Regions from separate parts of the Homo sapiens genome. Here all the other regions are linked to region 3. Evidence: chromatin contacts called from ENCODE Hi-C or POLR2A ChIA-PET data. All regions are on one chromosome and are shown on one strand. The core of a region is the stretch at or near the end of the contact, and the rest is flanking DNA. Distances in the headings are between cores, read along the strand shown.

Region 1 (4,874 bases), core at 791-3,290, 220 kb before region 3:
CAATCTTGGATTAAGTTTTGAGAAGAATTCTATTGGAGATTTTCTGTGTTGCAGAAGAGAAGACCATTTAAGGGACTTTCAATTTTCTCCTTCCCTGGAGAGTAAGTTCCCTCTTGTCATTTGAACTGGCAGATTTCTTTTGTGCCAAAAAGAGCCAAAAAGACATGGTACTTCCTACACCTCCCAACGTGATGGGGCTGCCAGAATGCAGGTTTGGGGAGAGCAGGGACCTCACGGGACACATGCAGGGAGAGATCTATAGTTCCCTCGTGTTGGGAGGTGATGGGGTTCTCCTGCTGGAGATGTTTTTCTCTGCAGCGAAAGACAAGGCATCCTTTCTGATGCTTTGTTTGGGGGTGGGGCACATGTGGCAAAATAATCTTTTTTGGGCTGTTAAATCTGGGTCTTTCACTTTGTGTTGTCTTTTTCTGGTATTTCACGCAGGAACCAGGACCCTTGTAAGGCCTTGCCTTGGGGATATTTGCCTGGCAGGCAACTGAAGCAGTTTGAAGTTGAGGCTCCTCTCAGTTGCTTTGTAAAAAGTTTAAACCTACAGAAGAGAGAATGCTGTGTGTCCTGGTGTGGAGGGTGGTTTGTTTGTTTTGAGGGAAGAGAGAGAAAGTGAGTAGATTTCCCTGGGCCAGGAAGGGAGTCAAGATTAGTGGGTCCTGGGTTACAGGGGTTGGAGCCCAGTAAACCTTTTGGTGGCAGCATGAGGCAACAGAGGACACTGGCTACTTGGTGGGTCTGGGGAGGCTGGACTTTAGACACCGGGTTTCCTGCCTGGCAGAGGTTCAGGTGCCATGCAAGTACAGATATGCTGATTTTACCGGCCTGTGGGTGACCATGAGGATTTTGGCAGCAAGCACAACAGGCTAGAGGCCCTTTGCTTCTGTGACATCCGAGGAATAGCTCTGAGGGATCAGTTTCTACCACAGGCCTTGGAATCAGAATGAGTTTGATCTCAAGAGAAAAGTAGCCAGGCATGGTGGCTCACACTTGTAATCCAAACACTTTGGGAGGCTGAAGCGGGAGGATCATTTGAGGCCAGGAGTTCAAGACCAGCTGGGCAACATAGTAAGACCCAGTCTCCCTTAAAAAAAAAAAATTAGCTGAGTATGGTGGTGCATGCCTGTAGTCCCAGCTACTTGGAAGGTTGAGACGGAGGATTGAGCCCAGGAATTTGAGGCTGCAGTGGGCTGTGATAGCACCACTGCACTGCAATCTGGGCAACAGAGCGAGATCCTTGACTCAAAGAAAGAAAAAGTATTGAGATCCAGACAGACTGAAAAGGATCTCTTATCTCAAAGGTCATGTTTTTCCTTCTATCCCTCCCATTTGCCTGCCCTCAGCAAGGTAGTTGCTTCTTGCATTTGGGCATTATGCAAAGGACTGTTAATGAACTTACCCTTGCCGTGTTGTGATGTTTTCTCCCCTTTCCAGTCTGCCAGCTACATGAGAGCAGAGCCCTTGCTTGTCTTATTCATCTTCATAGCCACAGCAGTTGCCTCCCAGTATGCAATAAATCTTTGTTGAACAAATAAATGCACAGAGGAAAACTTTATTTTGTAGCTTAAGGGAAGTTGAAGCTCTGAAACAAATGCCAGCCACTCAGAGACTGATAGAAGAAGAACTCTAGGAAAGAGGTCCGTCACTTTATTACGTGGATCACAGGCAGGTGTGGTGCATGCATTTTTCACATTCAGTCCGTGTGACCACCCCCTACCTCCCAAGCAGCCCCTACCAAGGTGAGCAGTTCAGAGTTGGATTCAGAGAAGAGATGTTTTAAATTTTTTCCCTTAAATTTTAAGTATGAGATGTTCAAATAATACATAGGAATTAGTTTCTAGACGTCTGGCGTTCTAGCTGGCCAGTTGTCACCCATTAGGCAGAACTGTCTCAAATAAGACCAGCTCTGGCTGGCTGGACATCTGGGGCAGGTGTCTCAGGGCTCCTGGTTCTCTTCCCAAGGGCCTTCTCAGAGTGCTGGTTTAGGAGGGTGAAGCCCAGAGCGGGGCTCTTCTGGACTGGACTGGAGGGTGAAGGGCTTCTCTTCTGGACTGACAAGTTCTGTAGAACCCCCAAGCAGCCAGGGTTTTGCTTTCTCAAGCTCCTGAACAGCAGCTGGCCGGGGCCTCTGTGTGAAGGAACAGCCTAAGAGAGTGCCTGGAACACTGCACAGTCTATCTTCTGAATAGGCACACATTTCATAATGTTTGCAAAAGCAAATTCTGGACAAGAAGAGTAAGACTTCCTCGTGTAAATAATAAGTACTGCCCCTTTCTTTCCTTTTACTGATAAGTTTCCCTGACAGCACTGCTTGCTGGCAGCTCTTCTCTACAATTGGTTGCTGAATTGCAGTGCTCAATTATCTGTGTAATAACATACTATAAAAACATAGAAAGCCAGGAAAAAATGGTTTTAACTAAAGTGGTTGAGCCTTGAAAAGAGACACCTTGCACATTCATATCTGGACTGAAAGGAGAACATTAAATCTGTCATTAATGATTTAATTGACTGGATTTTTTTCTAAAAGGTAAAGGAAAGCATTAAAATGGAGTATGAGGCACTCAAATTACCTTCAAATACAACCAGGAGCAGTATCTCATTAAAATGTTTGGGTTTTCTGATGCCATTAATGAGAAGTGATTCTCTGTGGCTGTTTAGCTTTTGAAAATGTGGCTAATGCATCGTAGCATGCTGTAGGCCTCCAAGAAGGCCAGTGCTGAGCACTGCACAGTTGCTTTATGTGCATTATGGCATTTAATTCCATCCTCAATCTTGCCAGTAAGGTGGGGGATATCACCATTTCCTGGTTAAGGAAAGTGAAACTTACAGAGGTTAAATTTACTCATGATTCACATGATTTCAAAACCAGTGTTTTTTCACACTTTGGGTCAGTAAAAGCAGAGAAGGGTTATTTTTTTTTTTCCTTTTAAAAGTTTCTCATGAATGGACGTATCAATTTATTAACAGTTACTTTTAAAAATGTAAAAGATTATGTAGAGCGTAATTGCTGAGCTGTGCCTGAATTCCTGGCTCACAAAATTGTGAGTGAAAATGAAACAGTAGTGGTTTTAAGCCTCTAAACTTTGGGACAGTCTGTAGCACCCAGTAGATAACCATACCCTTTGTTCTTTCTGTTCCTCTTGTCCACATGCATGCTCACCCTCTCTCCACAATCCACCCCTCCGCATGGTACCCACTTGAGGAGCTTACCATAGAAGCACAGATTTGGAAAGGCCAGTGACCATTAACAAAGTAAAACATCAACGCGTACTAATAAAGGGAGAAAGACAATGCTCAGGAAGGCCAGGAATGCAATAAGCAGAATATTTAGCTTGTGTTCCTGGCAGCTGGGGTTGGATAGGGAACTAGGTGCTAGGGCAGTATTTTTGGTCCCTGCTTTGACTCCATTTGAATCCCCTGTGGAGCTTTGACATCGTCTACACTGGGAGACCCTCATTCTGGGAGGAATGGGGGGGGGGCCCTGATTCTGTGTCTATGCGTGTTAAAGGCCTGCCAGGTGGTTCTGTGAGTAACCAGGGTTGTAGGAGCACCGGCCTCCCGCCCGTTGGCTTGTGGAGAAAGAGAATCTTTACTGCCGAGTGCTCTTTCCTGCCCACGGCCTTTTCTGCGCAGGAACTACGCTAGATGTTTGCATGCATCAGCCCTTTGATCCTCACAGCAAGTCTGAGGGTGCAGGGTAGTAGCCCCATTTTATAGGTGAGAAAACGGGGGTTTCAGAGAACTCAAGTCATTGGGTCTTCCAGTAAGTGACAGGGTTAGGATTTGGACCTGTTTTCCTTTCAAGTGTCTGACTTTGTTACTCTCTGATTTTCCCTGACCTTCTCCCTCAGTGTAACAAAGGATTTTGGACACTTGGTTCTACTTGCATTGTTCGTGACTATTTTTGTAACATGTAGAAGACTCTAGATTTTAGTGTGTATGCTTTTGCTTAAATTTAAATACAAATTTATGTCACCACCCCAGCCTAACCTGTTGGATGAACATTAATGTCTCATTACAGAACTAAACACTTCCCTCTGTATTGAAGGGAGACAGACACGCTGGTTTAAAAGGCTTCAGATTAACTAGATGCGACTTTTGATGTTTACCCTGATCACTTTTGAGTGGATCCTCAAATAGCAAGGCAGCTATTAAAAGTGTTACTCCCATTAGGAATATTGTGCTTTTCATTTCCTTTAGTAGTCTGAGAATCGCTAGTGCACTTTTTGTAAAAAGAAAAGGATTTTTTTTTTCTGACTTAATTTTGCTGAACTGATGGATATTTGAGTATGTGAAGAGAGGAAACAGAGAAGGATGCCTGCCTCTCTCCCTTTCCAGGGCATCGGTGTCTTTCTGTGGTCTGTAAGCCTGGAAAAGAATGTTTTCCAACAAAAGCTCCATTTTATAAATATAGCATTCTTTTCTTGGCAACGCACTAAATGCTGGCCTGTCACCCCAAGTCTTGTGGAGGGTAGTAGGGACAGTGAAATAGAAGAAATTAGCAGGTGAAGAGAATAACACTTGTCTATCTAATACTTTTTGGTCATTTGTTAGTGCTTTGTTCCTCAAATAGAAGAATGGCCATTGTGAGAGAGTAACTTTTCCAGGAGTAACTATAGTAGACGGTTTTGCATTTGGGGACTTGACGGGATGTTTGCTCCTGAATCTTTGAGCTCAAAACACATCAGGGGCTTGCTGGGTACCAAATTATGCTGTGCCACCCTCAGAGTAGGGACTTGGTGAGTGAGAGCCCCAGGGCATATGTATTTCACTCACTCGGAGCTGTCAGGTCTTATCAACCTTCGTTAGGAATATTTTTCTCCCTGAAAACTCATAAAAATTCATGTTGAATATCAATGCCTGCA
Region 2 (4,280 bases), core at 606-3,105, 160 kb after region 3:
CTAGTACTAATAGTTTCAGTGCATCTTAAGAGAAATAAGAGATACTTGGGCTTCTGAAGTATCCATTCAAAAAGGATTTACTAATATTAAATGCCTATATAAACTGAGGAGCTGTCAGGTTCTGAAAATATGAAGATCAGTAAAATGTGACTTTAGCCTTGAGGAACTCAGACTAATTGGAAAGACAGCAGTAAACAGTCAATTATACACAGTGTGATCAGCAGCCTGGTTGAAGACTCTAGAGAGTAGAAAGAAGCACATTGTGGGGTGTCCTCTGCTCCAGTCTTATGTCTGTCAGCATAGTATTCTCTTAGCTTCTGTATACTGCCTACATTTATGCGCAGTGTGTGTGTAGACATTGCGTGAAAGGGCTTATGTATGCCATCTCCTCTTCATTTATGTATATCAGCCTCTTACAGGTTGGTCCTATTATGGACCCCATATTGCAGCTGGGGAAAATGAGAAGAGATTTAAGGTCATAGTAAGTGTTGTATCCAGAATTCAGACCCAAAATTTTTGCTCTAAACCAGTGCTCTGTATCACCCCTCTCAGAGAAGCCTTTATCTGGAGCAGTGGTTCCCAACCAGGGGTGATTTTACCTCCCAAGGGACATTTGGCAATGTCCTCAGACATTTTTAATTGTCAGCACTGGCATCTAGTAGGTCGAGGTCAGCAATGTTGCTAAACATCCTCCAATGCTCAAGAAAGCTCCTCAGACAAAGAATTATCCAGCCTATGTCAACAGTGCTGAGGTCTAGAAACTGCTCCGGAGCACAGGGACACTCTTTTGTGTCAGCCTTCAAAACATCTTTTGCAATACTTAGAAACATTTTTTAAAAGAAGAGCATGGGGCAAAAATGCTGGACCAAGCTCATTAATATCTATTGAAGTGTGTTTTGTCATTTAGTGTCCCTGAATGTTTGGGATAAAGTCCCAAATGTAAAATTGAGAAAATAATGCCTTCTTTGTCTACCTCTGTGGGTTGCAAGGATCTGTGGAGGCTCTGTAAGAATGTGAGGAGATAACGCATACGAAAGCCTTGGACATGAAACATCATCCAAAACTCTTGGAGTCCTTGGTGTGAAAATATTAATGTGGGCCACAAGAATTAGATAAAGAAGATCCCACAGCAGGCTTCTTTTTGTTTACCCCGCCTACCTTGTCAGCTTACACCCCCTCTTCCTTCTCTTTATCCTCCCATTTTTGTAAGCGAGTTTGTTCCTGGTATTTACTGCATGGACTAAGCCATTTTTAGATGTATTTTTTGCTGAATATATACTTTTTTGATTTAGTATTTCTTGCCATATTACACCAGACTTAAGGCAGCTAATTTAAATTATATTTTTTCTTTATGTACTTTATACAAACATTCATGGATAGGGGGAGATATTTAAATACCATGCCTTTCTTCAAAATGAATAACAAGAACATTCAGCCCCCTTCATTCTGCCCTTTCAAGGTCTAACGTACTTGAAGGGGCAATACTTGTAGCATTTGCCACATAAATGCCAGGTAGTGTCTTTCCACATCGGGGCTCACCATTACCTAGATCTGTAGTTGCCGGCCATGAAGCCAAACAGGTGTGCACCGTGGTCATTGATGGAACAGATGTAAACTCATAAATTTAGTTTACTGAGGTTTTCGGTGAGTGTGGCTTCCCGTCCGCGTGCTTTTCCTATACAACCAGCGGCGTCCTGGCGGAGGAGTCACTGTGGACTTCCCCGGAGCGTTGTCACTGCCATCCCTCCCGCGGTGAATCACAGGTCGGCCTCAGGTGCGCGCAGCACACACCCGGAGCAGCCGCGGGTTTATTTATTTATTTCCGGGACGGATCCATTCCGGGCTCCGGGGAGGGGGAGCGGCGGCCCAGGCTGCGGGGCTGTCCCGGCACCGGCTGGGGTCGCGCCGCGGCCGCCTGCTCCCTTTCCCGTGAGCCCCCGCTCCTCAGGCGCGGCCGGGGCTGGTGGGGGGTGGGGGATGCAGGAAAGCTGGGGGCGCGGCCACCAAGCTGTCCAGGGACAAGGCCCTGCCGCCTCCTCCCAGCCGGACCCTGGAAGGGTCCACAAAGGTGTCAGGTTCAAGTCCTCCAATAGGCCCATTTTTTAAAAGTGCTTTTAAGTTTCCGCTTTTTTCAGGAGGGGAGGGCAAGAGCAGCTTTTTCTATTCAAATTCTTTTCCTTGTATGTAGATACCAAAAGGAAACTCGGCACTGGGCATGTTCGGATGTGAATGGTTTTGCTGATAAGCAACAGCCTCCGGAACCAAAGCCTCAAAATAGTCGTCTCCCCCGCCCCTCGCAGAAGCGGCGAGTGGTATCTGCCAAACAGATGACAAAGTACCTCCGACTGAATCCCACAGACAGCGCTTTGAGCAGAACGCACGGCTCAACTCATGTAATTACTGTTTATAGCTGGCCGAGCCTGACTAGGAGAGGGCAGACCCGAGAGGAAATCAGTTTCCCGGACCTTTGAGAGGAGGCTGTGTGTTAATTAAAGGCTAGGACGGGACGGGTACTTCTCAGACATGCTCCAAGTTGTTCTTGAGATCACAGTTCCCATCACATTTTCTCTGGAGGGAGTGAGTAGATAATTGGGATTTTTTTTTTATTTTTGGCCTTGTCTTTCTTCCTTTTTTTTACCTCTCCCCATTTTAGTCATATGGCCTTGAACCCACAGTGAATTGAAGAGAGAAAGAAATGGATATGTCTGACCCCAATTTTTGGACTGTGCTCTCAAACTTTACTTTGCCTCATTTGAGGAGTGGGAACAGGCTTCGGCGAACACAAAGGTAAAAACGCGGGGATCTCTGCCTGGAGAGGGAATGCTTTCACTTCCCAGGGGCCCACAGGCGGAGCTGCCTGAGCCCCTCAGGAGCTGGGGTTTTGTGTATTGGGTGACACTTTGAAAAGTTTATGCCCCGCTAGGGGAGGGGGTACTGTTTCAGGTATTTCTTCGTCCTTGTGGTTTCCTGGGTAACCCTGATAAATGTGCTTCTCATAGGTTTTCTCCTTTTGAAATGTGGATAATAAGACATTTCCTTGTGAGAGGTGGGGGAGAAAAAGGGAAAGAGGAGGAGATACTTTGTCTAAGTCTGTCCCTTTGACCTGATCATGTTTATCCATTTCATTCACCCAGTCATTGAGGCTTCTGGTACTTTTCGTTGAGCCCTTCAGATGTTCCTCTCTATTAAATATTTGACCTTTATAAGATGCAGATGTACGATGCAAGGATAGCCCAGGTTAGCTATTTCATACTATCTGTGGAGAGGCAGATCTACATAACTTTGTCATTTTGATTTTTCAATGGTTTGCTGGCATTTATTACTAATACAGGAGTGTCCTTTTCATTTTGTAACGTATATTTGATAGAAAAGATGGGGAAAGAAAAAGAATTTTAATGTCAAGATGAAGCTCATGCCACAAGTGACAGGCAGTTCCAAGAGTTTGCTGACACTTGTGTTGAGAGACTATGACTTTGAAGGAGGCATTTCTCACCACATTTGTGTCCAGCACAGAAAAGTAAGATTGTTGTACTTTTAGAGGGGCACACCTTTTGAGTTGTGTTAATACTGATTCTTTGTTTTCCTTCAAAACTTGCCTTGCATGTACATGTGAACATGCATGAGAGCAACTTTGCAGTCAGATAAACAGGATGCAGGCTCTCAGATTTGGAGCTTCACAATCTCTATGCTTCAGTGTTCAAAGAACCCAAGAAAATGGTTCGTTCTTTTTGGTTATACCTGTAACTTTTTGTAGTATAAATGTGGATATGTGATACTTTAGAAAACTTAGTTTTTCCTTTTGAAGTTTTTCATGGTTTCTTACATTTCAGAAACATCCTGGAATACTCACATACACTGTTTATATACATGGGTGCACACACAAATCACATGTGCACCTGTGTGTATGAGAGAGACATCTGGCAGGTTTCAAAGTCATATTTGCTTTTTGATGCAGTTTGAAGTGTTGATACCACTAAACTATGTTGGATTCTGAAGTTGTACCTTTTAAGTAATGTGACTATGTTTTTCTCGTTCTGCCATATATGGTCAGAGACCCTCTCTTGTAGTATTGCTCATTTTGTAGTATTGCTCATCAAGTTGTGTCAACCATGCACCAAACCTCCAAGACAACTAATAAAGTTGAAGAGAGATACATGCTACACATGAACTAGGCCACTGCTCAACATGGTGATAATTCGTATGATTTCTTACCATTTCAGCTGGACAGAATCCCTTAAATATTTCTGAGTTGTGTAGTCCTGGCTGCGGTACAGCCTCTA
Region 3 (4,518 bases), core at 685-3,184:
AGGAAGCCGGGAAGCCTTCATGGAGGTGGAGATATTTCTGCCGGATGGTGAAGGATGAACAGGTACTGATTAGGCAAGATGAGGATTCTAGGCGGAGGAAGCAACAGTGTGTGCAAGGTGTGGTGGCTGAACAGGGTGCATCTTTTTCAAGGAATTGCAAATAGTGCATGTGGGAAGCAGGAAGTGTTTAGCAGAGTCTCAAGAATGATGCTGTCTGTGTTCAGGGATTTGGGCCTCATAGTCTAGCAATAGGAAGCCATTGAAAGACTGTAATCAGGGCATAGAAATATTTTATCAACTGTGAACTATTCTGTCAACTATTAATGAAGAATGCTTAGGAAGAGGCCAAGAAAAGAAGTAAGATAAACAGCTAGGAATTTAGAAATGAGGAGGTGGTAGATGATGCTGCTGGACCGAGGTGGTGACAGTGAAATGGAGAAAGGCAACTGAAGGTAGAATTAACAGGACATGGTGACCTGTTGATGGTTGGCAAAAGAGAGATGGAAGAAGCTTGAGGTGACCTTATGGTTTCAGGAGTTAGGGATTAGAAACAAGAGCAAGAGATAAATGTGACTTGGATGCTGAGAAGAGAATTAGTTCGTTCTGTGAATCTTGAGTTTGAAGTACCTGTGGAAGCCATCTAGGTGCAGATGTTCAGTAAGCAGTTGGATATGTAGTTTTAAACTTCTAAAGAGAGCTCAAGCCTGGAGAGAGACTGTAAAGTTACCAACTATAATAATTAATTGAACTAGACTGTGAATAAAGAGAAAATGCAATTTCTCCCAGACTCATAGATTTCTGTTAGAATGGTTTTCCAGAATTGTACCATAATGTGTATTTTAACACTTATTTTGCAGGAATGGTTAAAATTACATGGTGCACAAAGTAGTTCTGTGGTTTAGTATCAGGCCTTGAAAATAATATGTCCAGCTTTGAAGATGTGTAGGTTTTTTTTTTCCCCAAATTGCTTCCAACTTTGACAACTTGCCTACAAGTCTCATTCCAATACAGTTTTTGAAAGGCAGAATGAAACATCTCAAACTAGAGGCTGTAATGGAAAAAGCAATTTATTTTTAAATGAAGATGATGAGGTTGGTGTACTGTATTACTTGAACAGTGAGTGAATTTAAAAGAGTGAGATTACATCAAATTCAGCCAAGATTTTTGTTCCATTTGAATGGAGTATCTGTAATTGAAGATGGGTGTTCAACTAAGAAAAACACATGACATGTACATTTTTATCAGTTTTCTTGCACTCTGTTTCCAGTTTCTTTGTGCATGTGTGTGTGTGTGTGTTCACAAAGCCATTGCATCATATTGACAATTTTTTTTTTTAAACTGACGCGTTCTTGGGCAACAAATGAGAATACAAGCTTAATTTTACTAGCTTCACTTTTTTTTTGAGCTTTGGCCTAGTAGTTTAGTATGTTGAGAATATGCACTCCTCAGGAAAGTGGTAGGAAGTCAGACGTAGAATCTGTAACAACTAGCTCAAAATGATGAGAGAAAACATTAAATATTTTCTAATTGGAAATTTTAAAATGAAAATTTTTTAGCTTTGTGCTAAAATTTAGAAGCTAGGTCTAGAAATATTTCATTTTATATTTTTATCTTAACATTTTTCATGATGAGATAGTGATTGTTTTATCTTTTTTAATTACCTGTTTTCTCAATTTTAGCATCGTTGTGAATGAAGGTAAAGATTGAATTATATTGATTCAAGATTGATTTGACTCTATTTTTTCTTTAAAACTATATTCCAAATATAGATTGTTAAGCTCACAGATTCATTTTCCATTTCTGTTTAGCAATCAAGCTAAGAGACAATATGGTTACTATGAATCAAACTTGGGTAGTGTGATAGATTCAATCCTTAAATTTTTTACTTCCTGTAATAGACATGTACATTCATTCCTTGCTTGGCCTCATGATAGGCAGAGCCTGCCCTCCACCTCTTGACTCTGGGCTCAGCCATGTGACTGTTCATTGGCCAATGAGCTATTAGTGGATGTATCATGAGCAGAGGCTTAAAATATGCTTCTGCAGGTTCAAAGTCTTGTGCTTTGGTCATCTATCTTGAGAAGAATATACCCAGGGTAGCTACTGCCTGTTTACTCTGGGTCCCAGAACAAACCTCTGTGGAGCTGACCTACGTGAACCTGTAGCCTGGAGTCAAGACCAACAGACCCACATTCTCCCTCTAGACCTACAAATGTGAGAATAAGCCACTAAGTTTCGTAATGAGTTGTTACCCAGCTTTATGATGACAAAGATGACTAATATGGGGGACAAGCATATGTTGTGGTTAAGAGCACTGAAGCACACTACTGGAAGCACTGAAGTCTATTAAATTTCTGTTTGAATGTTGGCCCACCACTTATTGGCTTTATTTTCTTGGGCATGCTGTTTTCTTCTAAGCTTTATTTTGCCATCAATAAGATATATTACTTACCTCCCAGGAATGTGGTAAAACTAAATAAGATGTGTGCATGTAAATTACTTAAAGCAGTGTGAAGCAGAAAGTAAAAACACCACAAGTTCCTAATAAGTTGTGGCTGCTGTTACTGTTGTATTTGTAGACAGCTGAGCCTCCTCTTCTCCTTCCCTTGCATCATATGGCTTTCCCAAATTCTACATTTGTGACTCTGGAGCAGGTTAAAACTTTTCTGAGGCTTAGATTCATTTTCTGTAATATGAAGATACTAAAAATTACCTGACAGGATTATTACAATGACTCTACCAATGGTAGGCAAATATCTAACTGTCTTAGTCAGTTCTGGCTGCTCTAACAAAATGGCATAGACTGTGTGGTGTGAACAGCAGACATTTGTTGCCCACAGTTCTGGAGACTCAGAAGTCTAAAATCAAGGTGCCAGCAGATTTGGTTTCTGGGGAGGGCTCTCTTCCTGGTTTGCAGACAGTTGCCTTCTTGCTATATGGTGAGAAGAAATCTCATGTCTTTTCTGTTTTTAATAAGGGCATTAATCCCATCATGAGGGCCCCACCTTCATAACCGAATTTAATCCTAATTACCTCCCAAAGGCCCCATCTCTAAATGTTAATACCATCACTTTGTGGATTAGGGCATCAACATATGAACTTTGGGGAGGGGGATACACACATTCATACCACAGGGCTAGCTCTGGCGAGGCAAATGGGTACTTAATAAAAATAGCTTTATTATGTTCACAATTCATATATTCCTGCATTCTCTTATTTACTCATTTCTTTAAGCTGAGTTTTCCATGCCTAGTTTTTGAGTTTGTATTATGAGCCATACGTAAGGCCTTGTACTTTTGACTTAATTCTTGGTTTCTAGCAATCCCTGTTTACATTACAATGAAATAAGAAAGACTGTGGAAGGCAGGAATTGAAGGAACAAAAGTGCTGCAATTAGGAAGGCATGATATATTAATAAGGTCATTCAAATAGTACTTGTGTGTTTATTGTACAATCCTTTTGCTTCTGTGGGCTTTAAAACAGTAACTCTTTGGAATAAGGGGATTTATAAATGGCAAGGAGTTGCTAATGTGGAACCAGTAAAGGCTTTTGATTGCAGAATTACAAAATGCAAATTAGTAGAGATTCAGCATTAGAGGGCATGGTGAATAGGGTAGGGTGTGGAATCACAGGGGACCTCATGTATAGCATGTCTCTATTAATCAATGTAGCAGAGAAGGCATCTAAAATGCTTTTGTTTTAAATGGACAAAATTTGCCAAACACCTTTTTACCTTTCTGCCTGGAAAAATGTTTTGATGTGTTGGCTTTCCACCTCCTGATTTTTGTGTGTGGCTCCTTCCCCTACCCCCTCCCGCCCCGCCAAATGTTGTTGTACACTGCCTTGTCTGTTTCATTTCCACGTGTGGGTTCACTGACCACATTAGCTGGTAGCTCCTGGTATTGTATGCTTCCTATCCAGAATTTGTTCCATAGAAAACCTGTGTCTTCAACATACTTGCTTTGAAATTATTTTGATCTGTATCAGCAGGAATAGGTTTTGAGATCCTGGATATTAACTTCTGGGTGCCACTCTCTCTAGAAGCTAATTGACTGATTTGTGGTGGAGGCGAGATGAGAGTCTATACATTTGACCTATTTCACAGAGCTTACCTTGCAAGCTATTGAAATGCAAATACAGACTAGCTTAGAGATTCTAAGAATTCACACATTCAGTTCTTTGTTTTTTTCTGAAAAATAAGCATTCAAATTTCATGCACATTCTATTATTCATGTGCCTTATATTTAGGTTCCGCTTGTATGTCTAGATAAATCTTATCACCATTATTTAAAATTTCATGAATGAAACTTTGCATCTTTAATACTAACACTAGCCTAGACCAATCAAAATAATTTGAAATGCAGCCCTTAAATGAACTCCTCCGTGTGTCTGTATATATACATTTACATATACACCTTTGCCAATGCCTTATCTACCACTGTCTTTTAAATCTACTCCATGTAAAATGGGGAACGATTCAAAACCTCTTTTATATTGTTGTGCCTCAGAAAAAAATGG

The links. A loop is a pair of places that touch in the nucleus more often than their neighbours do. ChIA-PET counts read pairs that join two places held with the same protein, here RNA polymerase II (POLR2A). Pooled maps may share reads with other maps.
Region 1: a pooled map shows a loop between it and region 3 (13-fold over the local background). The contact joins two enhancer-like sites. A Hi-C loop is called at or near these places in 3 of 37 single-sample maps with no recorded cell type and 6 of 50 pooled maps.
Region 2: a loop to region 3 is called in a map of naive thymus-derived CD4-positive, alpha-beta T cell, with 2.2 times the contacts of the local background. The contact joins the promoter of MAST4-AS1 here to the enhancer-like site in region 3. A Hi-C loop is called at or near these places in 2 of 168 maps with a recorded cell type or tissue (mammary epithelial cell and naive thymus-derived CD4-positive, alpha-beta T cell) and 11 of 50 pooled maps. POLR2A ChIA-PET finds 5 or more read pairs at or near these places in 4 of 52 experiments (MCF 10A, activated CD4-positive, alpha-beta memory T cell, activated naive CD4-positive, alpha-beta T cell and 1 more).

What each region holds. Positions count from the first base shown.
Region 1 is chr5:66,614,556-66,619,429 of GRCh38, forward strand. All of the region lies in intron 1 of MAST4 (microtubule associated serine/threonine kinase family member 4), which reads left to right. Among named protein-coding and RNA genes, the nearest start is that of MAST4, 21 kb to the left of the region's middle. RefSeq lists a silencer at 3,054-3,133. Within about 2 kb of position 2,041, at least 6 of the 41 ENCODE cell types and tissues checked have a DNase peak (open chromatin) inside an H3K27ac peak, as active enhancers do.
Region 2 is chr5:67,002,299-67,006,578 of GRCh38, forward strand. MAST4-AS1 (MAST4 antisense RNA 1) reads right to left here and starts at 1,856. Exons shown (of 2, transcript NR_111908.1): 1 at 1,546-1,856. The region is part of intron 4 of MAST4 (microtubule associated serine/threonine kinase family member 4); the gene reads left to right. RefSeq lists a silencer at 1,734-2,073.
Region 3 is chr5:66,838,642-66,843,159 of GRCh38, forward strand. The region is part of intron 3 of MAST4 (microtubule associated serine/threonine kinase family member 4); the gene reads left to right. Among named protein-coding and RNA genes, the nearest start is that of MAST4-AS1, 160 kb to the right of the region's middle. RefSeq lists a silencer at 2,382-2,431 and an enhancer at 3,111-3,612. Within about 2 kb of position 1,935, at least 2 of the 41 ENCODE cell types and tissues checked have a DNase peak (open chromatin) inside an H3K27ac peak, as active enhancers do.